Linked DNA regions of Homo sapiens: regions 1, 3 and 4 are each linked to region 2. Evidence: chromatin contacts called from ENCODE Hi-C or POLR2A ChIA-PET data. All regions are on one chromosome and are shown on one strand. The core of a region is the stretch at or near the end of the contact, and the rest is flanking DNA. Distances in the headings are between cores, read along the strand shown. Region 1 has its middle 9.5 kb from the start of TRT-TGT2-1. Region 2 overlaps DUSP10 (dual specificity phosphatase 10). Region 3 overlaps LOC101929750 (a long non-coding RNA gene). Region 4 overlaps MIA3 (MIA SH3 domain ER export factor 3).

Region 1 (2,700 bases), core at 132-2,631, 730 kb after region 2:
GGCAGGAGAATAAATTGTAAGAATTTATTAAGCGTGGGTAGGGACCGAGTCTGGGCAGCCACAAGCAAAAATGGGAAAGGGATTCGCATGGTGGGAATGGCATTTGCCCATCTCCATTTTCGAGGCCTCTCTCTGGGTTCAACAGTTCTTCTAAGATCACATATGGCTGTCTGGCCACTTTAGTTGTAAGCTTTCTCTGCTTCCAAGAGATGTGAACTCATTTCAAGCAGCTCATTGGCAGCCCTCCTGCCCATTCTATGCATATTTTACAGAGGAGAGCTTTGAAGCTTAAGCAAAATGGCATTTGCAAGGTCACAGAGCTCACTGGTGGCAGAGCTGGGATACAGGACTATTGGATTCAAAGCCCCCCACCCACTCTTTACCTCCCTCCCCTTTCTAAAGCATGACCCACTGGAGCTTTCACGGTGGGGGCTATAGATTGTGGAAAAAAGTGGCAACATGACTGTGAACTTGCATCTGATCCAGTGATTCCAAATTCCCTTACAATTGAGGCAGAGACTCCGCCAAAGGGACTGGTGAGCCCTGTGACTGGCCCCATCACCATGACAACACTCCTGTTCCAGCGCCTCAAGGGATCTCCACTCTCCTACCTTCTCACGTAGGTGGGAAAGGTGGCGTCCTCACCTACATGTACGGCCAGGACTCCCATAATTTAAGAAGAGCCAGCTAGATCACTAAAATGGTCTCCATGCTACACGTTACAACTGCACATCTCAGCACCCAAAGCCTTCACTGGAGAGAGAAAACCGTGCCTGGGTGACTCGTGACTCGACATTGGCTCCGGACGTGTCAGTACAGAGGAACGTCGGTACCGGATCCCAGACATAGGGCTGAGCCCAGCTGGTTCTCATTCTCTTCTGGGGCCAGGCCTGCTGCTGGTTTCATTTAATTGAATATTTTGATTGTTTGATTTCTGTAGCCAGAAGCCTGTAGGCAGTAAATGCCCTTTTCCATCAGTTCAAGAAAGAAAATGTACCTGCCGAGGTAGTATCTGCTTCGCTGAGCTGCTGACTTATTTTAAGAACTAAATCTTTCCTGTTACTATATTTTTCACTCTGGGGTGTGCGCGCTCCAAGACTGACAGTAACTCAGGTCTAGGACAGGAGCGTCCTCTCGGCGATGACTTAGCGCCACCTACTGACCACTTGCTCAACAGCGGCCACGTTCAGCAACCACGGTGATCTCGACAGACACGAAAATGTTCTGTGCTCTCAACGAGAAGTTCTGCATGTATTCTTCCCTTCTCACATAGCAGAGCTTGCCTAGCAGAATTGTGCTCCTTTTATTTTTTAATATAAGTAAGTTAAGACACAGGGCTCCAGCAAGAAAGCTGAGCAAGTTCTCCATTTGGCAACTGTTTCATACTTCCCGACTTTGGCGGCTGTCATTTATAAATGATGAGCTCATGAGTGAGGAGGCTGATGCAACCCCCAGGGGCCCAAAACACAAGCATGGAGAAAGACAGCCCTCCTGTGGGATCTGATGCAATCGTCTTGTCTTCTTTAGGCTTTGATACCAGTGTTTCTAAACTTTAGGTGCAAGATTATCCTCACAGCACCTCTAAGGAGTATAAACCCCAGGGTTATTACTTACCGGTTACCACAGCAACTCATATGTAAAGAGTTGGAAAGTCCTTCCTCTGTGGTGATTGAGAGTAGACATGGAGCTGTTTGCAACCCCCTAAACACATTGCCCCCTTGCCACACAATAGCAAAAATTGAGAATTATCATCCTGTCACCACCCAGTGGCTCTGGGCCCTCAAGCTCCCAATTACTTACAGATATCTACAGCAGAGTCTCTTGACCTTCGCACCATCGGGTCAGATAGGTCTTTGTTGTTGGGAGGCTGCCTGCGCATTATGAGCATTTAGTAGTATCCTTGGCCTCTACCCACTGGTGTCACTGGCACCCCACCACTGTCCCCAAACCTCCACCCCTGTTATAACAATCAAAATACCTATAGACATTGCCAAATGTTTCCTGGGGGTACAAAATCACCTCTGCTTAAGAACCACCTATCTGGAAGGCAAATACATGGAATATAAGAAGAACAACAACAGTAATAATTACTAGTACTGCTATCATTTAAAAGGTAAAATTGCACCACCAGCTAATGGATAAGTCATCGGCTTCCTAAAAGGCACTAATTACGTGCTGAGACTTTTATGGCCTTATCTTATTTAGTCTTCACAACCAAGAAACCAGTCTGTGTTGACAAAACATTCACATTACAAGGAAACTGAAGATCAGAGATGCCAAGTAACTTGGCCAAGGGTGCAGAGCTGTCAGTGGCTGAACTACCATTTGAAACCAGACTTTCCTGACTGTAAAATCTGAGCCTGTCACCACCTCCAGATCCTGAGGTCACATAGCACAGATAGTTCTGGAACAGTCCTCACTCTCAAAAGTTCTGCCAGAGTATGCTAGCACTATTCAAATAATATATCTAGATTTAGATTTAAAGACATAAAGACTGTAGCTATCCTCTGTAAGAAATTGACCCAAAGTGTGACTGCTGTGGAGGTTTTCCAATAGGGGAATAGAGCGGGCCAGAGTCTTGGCCAGTAATTGACTGTATGGCCTTTATTTGGGGTCAGTTACTTAAGCTCTTGAAGTCTCTTCTTGTTCATATATAAGATAAAAAATTTTGTCAGAGCAATGGTACTCAACTCTGGCTGC
Region 2 (2,799 bases), core at 3-2,502:
AAATTATTGGCCTTGTGATTGAACTCAATCTTCAGTCCCACTCTCTTCTGCTGAAGAAGATGAACTAATACAAAGCCCTGACCTTCTAATCATGTGGATGTCTTTCTGATGATAAACTCTTATCCTGAGTCATCGCATTAACATAAACACAGGTGTGATCCAAGGGGCTCATCATGCATAACAAAGACACTCCTAACACTCGGGGAGTTCCAAGGGTTTAGAAATTATTTCCCAGGAACTGAGGACAACGGCCAGACAAATTCTCTATTATACAACAGTTTCTTAGTGATGAAGGGTGTGGGCTCTGGAGTCAGGCAGGTCTGAATTTGGCATTGTGCTGTGAGACCTTGGGCAACTTACCTAACCTCTCTCAGCCTCAATTGCCTCATCTAAAAAGTGGGGATAATAATACTGTTATTACCACATTGAGATCGGCAACATTTGATAGACATGGAATTCAGGCTACTATAATAACAAGCATTTTTTTTTTCTAGTAGCTGCATTCAAGAAAGTAAAAACAAACAGGTAAAATATTGCTAATATATTTTTCTTAACATGTGCAAATATCATTTCAAGAGTCAATATTAAAACAATTACTAATGAAATATTTTACATTATTTTCTATATAAAGTCTTGAAATCTGGTATATATTTTACACCTACAGCACATCTCTGTTTGGACTGGCCCCATTTCAAGTGCTCAATGGCCACGTTTGGCTTGCAGCAAGGCTACTATATTGGACGCTGCAGATAGATTTAATACTATTGCTATCCCCATTAAATGAGTTAATGCTCAGTGTCATAATTGTTCCCATTCTACAAATGTTAACTAAAATATGTGTTTGTTTGCATGTGAATGTGTGTGCATGCACATGGAGGGGTAGTGACCAATGACTAAAATCTACGGTGCTATAAGCCACACTACACCAGGAAGTCATTCGGCTCCCATGGAACATCAAATAGCCACTCTATTTTCAGGAAAAGAAACACTTCAACTTGGAGAAGAGAGGCTCTCTGATCGATTAACTACAGCATGCTCTTTTATTTCAGCACTCCAACATCTCCCAGTGCACGTTTTAATATGAGCCAAATCAAGTAGCCACGACAATAGCTTTGAATGAGAAAAGACACCCCAAAAGCAGTGCGCAGATACATGGGGATGCCTGAAGGAGCTCAGAATGGCTTAAGGAGTAGGGGGAAGAAAAACTGCAGAGAGGAGCTTTGACTCACTGAGTCATTGAGCAACTGTTCTGTGCCCTCTCAGGCTACTTCCCACAGCCACCGCCCAGCCAACAGCTAGCTGCACCCAGCCAATCACTCACTCCACTCCCTGGAAAAAGCTCCACATTGGGAAGCCAGAAGAATGTCACTAGCAAGAGATTGATTTCAAGGTAATTATTTAGGCAACTTTGTAGCATCTCATTCTCAGGCCTAAAAGTGTTCTCAAAGTTTGTTTTAATAAATGCATGTATTAATATGAAGTCTCTGTGTCTTTTAATAATGATATACCACATTCAGCTCCTCCCAATCTTTGTAAGAGAGGGCTTCCTGGACTCCATAACCACAGCATTCCTCCAGCTCTTTCTATTCACTGGAGCAGAAATGGGGCTTTCTAGCCATCCTCAAGGTAGGAATTAAGAGATTCACCTAGTAAGTGTACATGAATAGATTTTTACATAATATGCAAAATTAATTATAATATACTCAACCAATTCACATATTTTATCAAGGAAGACAAGCTAATTATCTGTCAAAGAATTATCTCCTATTTAAAGGGCACTTTACCTCAATTTGGCAAAATGAACTAATGGGAATTATCTTTCCATTCTGATGTGTTTTTGCTGCCTGTGTTTGCTTAAGCCCCTAGAAGACTTCAGCACTGCACTAAAACCTCAGGATTTAGAAAAGTTGAGAGGAAGGGAGACACAAACACATCTACTCAGCATCTCACTAAATCTACCTCTTGCTGCTTTTATTGTCCCTTTCAGAGTGTTTTATCTACAGTGTAAAACTGGGAGTGACTCATATTTATGAAATAAGGAGCCGTTGTTAGCCTTGCCAGATCATTCACTTCCACAATAGCTTCTGATTTTTAATAGCGCTGAGTGGTGCTTCCTCATGTCCTCACTCTATCCACCAAAGAGGTCCAAGATCTGCAATATGTGCCTTACAGGACATGTGGTAAACACACACATTCAGGATCAGTATCAAGACCTGTGGTCAAGGATAAAGATGTCCCTAAAAACTCACAACTTTGATAGGTATTTGGATCTTACACTCAGGAAAGAAAAGCAGAAGTTAAAAAGTGAAAGAGAATTGGGGGGAAAAATAAACTCAAACTGGCAACTAGCACCCAAAATGGCAGCTAGTACCCATTTCTCTAAATGGGGAGTGCAGTTGGGTGGGAAGGTGGAGAAAATTCCAAACAAGGGTTTCCTTCAAGAGGTTTCTCTTGTCATACCAAAACCTTGGAAACAATCTTAATTTATATTAATAGGCAAGTAAGTAAAATGTGGTAATAAGACAGGTTACAGCATTAAAGAAGAAAATCTATGATCACAACACAGGAAGCAAAAGTACATGCAATATAAAGTGAAAATGAATTTCAGTTACTATGTGAGAAACCCTGAAAAACATGCACATATATGGGTAGAGAACAAAAAGAAATGTAAAAATGAAACTAGGCCAGTCAGGGCGGGATTAGTAATATTATGTTTTTCTTTCTAAAATGTTCTTAATATCTTAACAATAAGTATACATAAAGTGTTTCTGCTAAGACTTTTATAAGATTTCCTTACAT
Region 3 (2,838 bases), core at 16-2,515, 660 kb before region 2:
AGTTTATTTGAAAAAAGAAAACAACATAAAAAAGAGTGAAGTTCAGCCAAATCCAGGTTATTCAGGATTTAAGTTATAATCCAGCATGAAGATTATCCTAAACTTTTGCTTCTCTTCCTCACCTTTAGTATTTTTCATCTTAAGTGGATGTTCCTGCTCAGTAGCATATTTCCCAGAAAGAATCAATGGGATTTAATTAATTTCTTGTGTGAAATGCTGCAGAGATACTTTTTGAGGGAGGGAGAGAGAGAGAGAATGAGAATGTATGTAGAGAGAGAGAGAAGAGAGAAATGGTTGGAAGCTTTTGGTAATATTTTCTGATATGTATAAACTTAAATTACCTAGAATTCATGAGCACTTCTGCTTGCTATCCATGTAGAAGAGATCATTAAGAGATTGCTGTATTTTATCCATAATGTACTTTTCTAACCTAAATTATTAGGAATAGGAATACCCCATCTGCATGCTATGAATAACACCATGTGTGGAGAATCTGCACAGATCCTGAGATAATTGTAGGGATGAAGCTGTCTAAGGAGAAATCCCAGGCCTTAGGAGAGTGTGAACCTTGTGGAAAGATGAACAAAAGGGGAAGAGCCCTATTTTGAATCAAGGAAATCTTAACTCATGAGAATAAAATTAGTGTGAGGAGCCAAATCCTGAACAATCTTTAGTTTCCTTATTTTCTCTCTGATGACACTGTAACTGTCTAACTAAAAAGGAGAGAATCAAGTTAAGGAGCAAAGTATTTGGTCAACCCTTTAAACTATTTGTCGACATCATTTTATAGGTCAGCATACTTGTTTGAATTTTCCATTTGTCTTTAGAATATCTACCTGGAGAGAAGTCGATATTTAACTAGAAGAGATGGACGCTGTTGGGCTAATACAAAAAGTTAAAAATTCAACCCATGAAACATTGGTTTTTATTTCATTAGCAATTTTGGTTTCATTTTTTTTACCCAAATTAGGCTGAAAAATGAAATCAAAATTGCTGGTGAAATGAAGCCATTTTATACAAATAGCACTTTGCATCCTCAAAAAGAGAGATTCCACAGAATGTTCTTGTACAAACACCTGTAGTTTGGGTCCATGTGGAATCTCTCTTTTTCAGGACACAAAGTGGTATTTGTATAAGAACATTCTGATTCTGGATCCACTAGCTGCAAGAAGACCTGATTGAACCAGTGCCTCCCGCTGTGGGTGAAAATCAGCCTGGCCTCTCCTGGGACACAGAGGGGACCAAACTGTCAGTCACTAGAATGATTTGTTCTCACTTTCCAGCTGGCTGGTTTGGTGCTGTTGTTGATGCTGCCACAGTCATTGTAGTGTAGGGTAGGTAACAGACTAGCCTTCCAAGCACCTAGCTTTCCACCTCCTTGCTGAGACTTTGGCTTGGTCTCCTAGAAATGGCTCCTTTTAACCCAATAAACAGGGAAGTGGGTGGGGGGATAGCTGTTTAAAAAGAGCACATTTTAATGGAAAAATGAGGTATTTTCCATTGTGGTAATGTGTCTTTTTTTTTCAATCATAAAATTGCTCAAAAGAGGAAGCAAAAAGAGGAACATGTATTCATTTGTTTCAACTTGAATTTGTGAAATGAGTTCTTAAGAAAGCTAGCAGGCATCTATTTCGAAGAATTATGACTCCTTTTCGACATGTAAATATCGTATCATTTCCACAGTATAATTATCTCCCATGATGATCTAAATTTATATGACTGTAGATTCCAAACGCAGTTATTGTGGAGTTTCAACAAGACCACATATGAGAAAGAAAGAGAGAAAATATCTGCATGTGTCAGTGTTCAAATGACACCATCAGAGACTGTTGAGAGTAAGACAAGACCTCTCCTTTGTGACCAGTTAACTGATACTAGACAAGTATTGTTCTAGCAGGTAAAATGACTCGAAGATATCTTCAAACTTTATATTTTTTAATAACCCCCATAATACAGAATTACCTATGGATGTACATGTTGGAGTACATTCACGTGAAAGTATAGAATCAGACATTATTCAGGCAGACTTTCCCTGTTCCAAATACTCCTTAATTGAGGAACTACCTTGACTACTAATTTTAAATCACAATAGTTCCATGCAGAAGGGAGAGCTAAGTTTTGGGTTACAAAATTTTGAAAACCACCATATAGAACCCACCTAAAATATCCAACCACCAACTTGCCACTGGCGATGGCTGAGAAAGCAGAAGGGAGGCAGATGTGGTTGTTGCCCAGTTGGAAATGATGATACTAATAAGACTTTAAGTGAAGTAAGCAGAAGGAGTTTGGGGCATTTGTTATGCTCTCCTTGAAGCTCTGTTCTGAGTCCTCCCAGACCTGGCTGGAGATTGATTTTCCTTCTGTGCTAGATATCCTACGTGAAAATAACCATGGCAGTATTAATAATAGCACTGTAGCAGCTGTTTGGAAAGTGAGCACCTTCCATACCTTAACTTTCTATTTTGCCTGGTAGATTGCACTCTTTTCCTTTTCACTAGCAGATAGTTCTCTGAGTACGAATCTAAAGAGAGGAGAGCCAAGGCTATCTATATTGCCTATGGTAAGACAGCATAGTGAGACATTTCCTTAAAAATCTGGGAATGACTGCAAATGGCATTGGGAATACAATCATGAGTTGGTTGCCCCTGATGGTAGTTCTTCAGGTTCATGCATAGGAAGCTCCAAGGGAAGGTTGACTCATTAGATGCACCAAAGGTTGGCTTACTCTAAAAATGAACATGTCATGAGCATGCACACAGGGTTAATAACATATATTGAGCTTTTCCTATATGCTAGATTCTTTTTTACCTTCTTATTAAATCCAAACAACAACGTCCC
Region 4 (2,786 bases), core at 198-2,697, 930 kb after region 2:
GACACATACAGTAGTAGAAACTTGTTTTTCAATTTCATGGAGATAACATTTTAAAACTTGTCATCTCAGTAGCTGTGTGGTTTTAAGGCCCACAACTGGTTTTAAGAGTACTGAGGTGGTTGGAGGCATAAACTGACTAAGGCCATGAAAGAAAACCACAACTGGTTTTGAGAGTACTGAGGTGGTTGGATCCATAAACTAAGGCCATGAGAGTGGAGGCTATAGTGTTGCAGTGTTTACTGATGAGGAAAATGTTTCTAGATGCCCTCTCTCAAGTTGGATATTGCTTGTGTAGTGGGTGTTTTAAACCACACCTGGTAGTAGATTCTGGAGGAGAATAGGAGGGAATCTTTCTGAATAAGACACTAAGCCCAGATGGAAGAAAGAGCTTTATCTCACATGTTTCTTCTTGCTCAATAATGGCATGTATAACATGTTTATTGTACAAATGGGAATTCACTTTTTCAGTCTTAAGTTTGCAGTTCTCTTAAAAGTCAGTCTAATCCTTTTCTGTTTTTGTTTGTTCTTTAAATGTTTGAACATGACAATTGTTTAGTTTTGGGTAAATCAAGAAAATATAGATTTAAAAAGCAAGGGAAGAAAAAGCAATGAAAGAAAGCCTTTTGTTTTTTAGGTGACCGGAATGAGAAGATGAAAAATCAAATTAAGCAGATGATGGATGTCTCTCGGGTATAATCGTTTTTAGAGTCCCATAATTGCCTGTGAATACTTTTACTATGCCTCACTTTTATGAATACTTGTCTCTTCTGCAATTTTTAGACACAGACTGCAATATCGGTAGTTGAAGAGGATCTAAAGCTTTTACAGCTTAAGCTAAGAGCCTCCGTGTCCACTAAATGTAACCTGGAAGGTAGGTTGCTTCTTGAGAAGAAATTGCTATATATTGGAAAGATACAAAATTGCATTAGAAAGATAAAGAGCGGCTTCCTGCTTTCATACTTCTCATTTCTCTCAGCACCAGCCCCCAACCAAGTTCTCAAGTTCTTGTGCACACATATGGAACTCAAATGTTTTATCCTTTACAGACCAGGTAAAGAAATTGGAAGATGACCGCAACTCACTACAAGCTGCCAAAGCTGGACTGGAAGATGAATGCAAAACCTTGAGGCAGAAAGTGGAGATTCTGAATGAGCTCTATCAGCAGAAGGAGATGGCTTTGCAAAAGTAAGATTATCATCATTTACTGTTAACTGTATTGTCATGTCAGTAAATAAATGTGTACTAATATAGATAATGTTATCGTTTTTCAGGATTGTACTCTTTTGCATCTGTAATTAGTATAAATTTGTCTTTCTTTCTTTCTGCTTTGTTTCTCATAAGCTGCATTTTTCTTTCCTTTCTAACCAGTAGTCAAAAACTGTTGCCTGTAACTCACTTAAGGGGGAGCAGTGTACTGGTACTGACGGTCGCTGCTGTGGGAGTGCTTCTCTTTTGAAGATCTGGCCATGCCTTGTCTGTGGCTCCGCCACTTGTTTCACTTTCCTTTCTTTGTGGTCAATTATGTAATTTCCTTTAAACAGTCTGAGGGATTTGTATGACGTGTTTTAGTAGAATAAAAACTTCAAAAAAGGAAAATTTACTTATTGAAGGTACATTTAGTTTTGGACTTCACAGAGTAAAATATTCAAACTAAACATAATTGTGGCAAAGATATTAGGAGTTTTGAATGTAGAACTATTTGGTGTGTATATTTAGATAATAATCCTCTGAAATACATATCTCAAATTTCGAGCGAGGTACCTTTTGAGAGGTATATTTTTATAGTTCAAGTTTTTTGTCCACAAAAACATCTGAATTCTCTAAAAATAGGTTATCTGTGGCAGTTGCTATTTGTGTTTGCTCTTATGTTTTACTCTTTGGTGTATATGGCAGTGTGTGAGGAGGCCTCTCTTGCTAAGCAAATTTAACTTTTTTAAATGCTTAGACTGCTACTGCTGTATGCCATTAAATATTGAAACCATACCATTAACTTTTTCTCTAATTCTTTGCTCACCAGGCAGCCAGTTTAGATTTTCCAGGTTTTGTTCAGGCCAGCTCTAAATAAATGCCTGTCCTGCTTCAGAGAGACATTCCTCATTTCATTACTTTTTAAAAAAGAGCACTTCTCTGCCTCCAATAGTAATGTGAATTACGTAAATGGCAACTGTTTTTCTTCGTGATACAGTTAACCCATTGATGTGGCAGTGTTTTATTCAACTTCCCCAAAATTCATTCAGTCTCCATGTGTGGTTTGTACTCTACTGTCCACCCCTAAAGTCACTGTGTTAATTCAGGCCCTTGTCATCTTTTATGCCAGTCCCCTAGCTAATCACGTATCTCCAGACTTTCTTTCCCTTTTTTTTTTTTTTTTTTTTTTTTGAGACAGAGTCTCACTCTGCCGCCCAGGCTGGAGTGCAGTGGCGTGGTCTCAGCTTACTGCAAGCTCCGCCTCCCAGGTTCATGCCATTCTCCTGCCTCAGTCTCCCGAGTAGCTGGGACTACAGGCGCCCGCCACCATGCCCGGCTAATTTTTTTTGTATTTTTAGTAGAGATGGGGTTTCACCTGTGTTAGCCAGGATGGTCTCAATCTCCTGACCTCGTGATCCACCCGCCTCGGCCTCCCAAAGTGCTGGGATTACAGGTGTGAGCCACCGCGCCCGGCCAAAGAATATACTTTAATGCAGGTTCAGTGAGTTTACTTTTGTATGAAAATGTCTTTAGTTTGACTCCATTTTAAAAGGATCTTTCTGCTGGTTCTGGAATTTCGATAGTTGTTTAGTATCAGC

The links. Hi-C counts contacts between places; a loop is a spot of excess contacts on that map. ChIA-PET counts read pairs that join two places held with the same protein, here RNA polymerase II (POLR2A). Pooled maps may share reads with other maps.
Region 1: a map with no recorded cell type shows a loop between it and region 2 (4-fold over the local background). The contact joins two enhancer-like sites. A Hi-C loop is called at or near these places in 4 of 168 maps with a recorded cell type or tissue (GM12878, chondrocyte, heart left ventricle and 1 more), 6 of 37 single-sample maps with no recorded cell type and 7 of 50 pooled maps. POLR2A ChIA-PET finds 5 or more read pairs at or near these places in 3 of 52 experiments (AG04450, HepG2 and MCF 10A).
Region 3: a pooled map shows a loop between it and region 2 (3-fold over the local background). The contact joins two enhancer-like sites. A Hi-C loop is called at or near these places in 2 of 37 single-sample maps with no recorded cell type and 7 of 50 pooled maps.
Region 4: a pooled map shows a loop between it and region 2 (2.8-fold over the local background). The contact joins two enhancer-like sites. A Hi-C loop is called at or near these places in 1 of 168 maps with a recorded cell type or tissue (naive thymus-derived CD4-positive, alpha-beta T cell), 3 of 37 single-sample maps with no recorded cell type and 10 of 50 pooled maps. POLR2A ChIA-PET finds 5 or more read pairs at or near these places in 1 of 52 experiments (AG04450).

The regions. Positions count from the first base shown.
Region 1 is chr1:222,454,155-222,456,854 of GRCh38, forward strand. No RefSeq gene overlaps it. Among named protein-coding and RNA genes, the nearest start is that of TRT-TGT2-1, 9.5 kb to the right of the region's middle. RefSeq lists an enhancer at 1,231-1,280. Within about 2 kb of position 1,382, at least 10 of the 41 ENCODE cell types and tissues checked have a DNase peak (open chromatin) inside an H3K27ac peak, as active enhancers do.
Region 2 is chr1:221,723,864-221,726,662 of GRCh38, forward strand. All of the region lies in intron 2 of DUSP10 (dual specificity phosphatase 10), which reads right to left. Among named protein-coding and RNA genes, the nearest start is that of DUSP10, 17 kb to the right of the region's middle. RefSeq lists an enhancer at 2,661-2,730. Within about 2 kb of position 1,253, at least 12 of the 41 ENCODE cell types and tissues checked have a DNase peak (open chromatin) inside an H3K27ac peak, as active enhancers do.
Region 3 is chr1:221,068,011-221,070,848 of GRCh38, forward strand. All of the region lies in intron 3 of LOC101929750 (a long non-coding RNA gene), which reads left to right. Among named protein-coding and RNA genes, the nearest start is that of HLX-AS1, 190 kb to the left of the region's middle. RefSeq lists a silencer at 1,134-1,183. Within about 2 kb of position 1,266, at least 4 of the 41 ENCODE cell types and tissues checked have a DNase peak (open chromatin) inside an H3K27ac peak, as active enhancers do.
Region 4 is chr1:222,653,609-222,656,394 of GRCh38, forward strand. It overlaps MIA3 (MIA SH3 domain ER export factor 3), which reads left to right. Exons shown (of 28, transcript NM_198551.4): 16 at 635-690; 17 at 781-871; 18 at 1,047-1,185. Among named protein-coding and RNA genes, the nearest start is that of MIA3, 37 kb to the left of the region's middle. RefSeq lists an enhancer at 1,364-1,603. Within about 2 kb of position 1,448, at least 10 of the 41 ENCODE cell types and tissues checked have a DNase peak (open chromatin) inside an H3K27ac peak, as active enhancers do.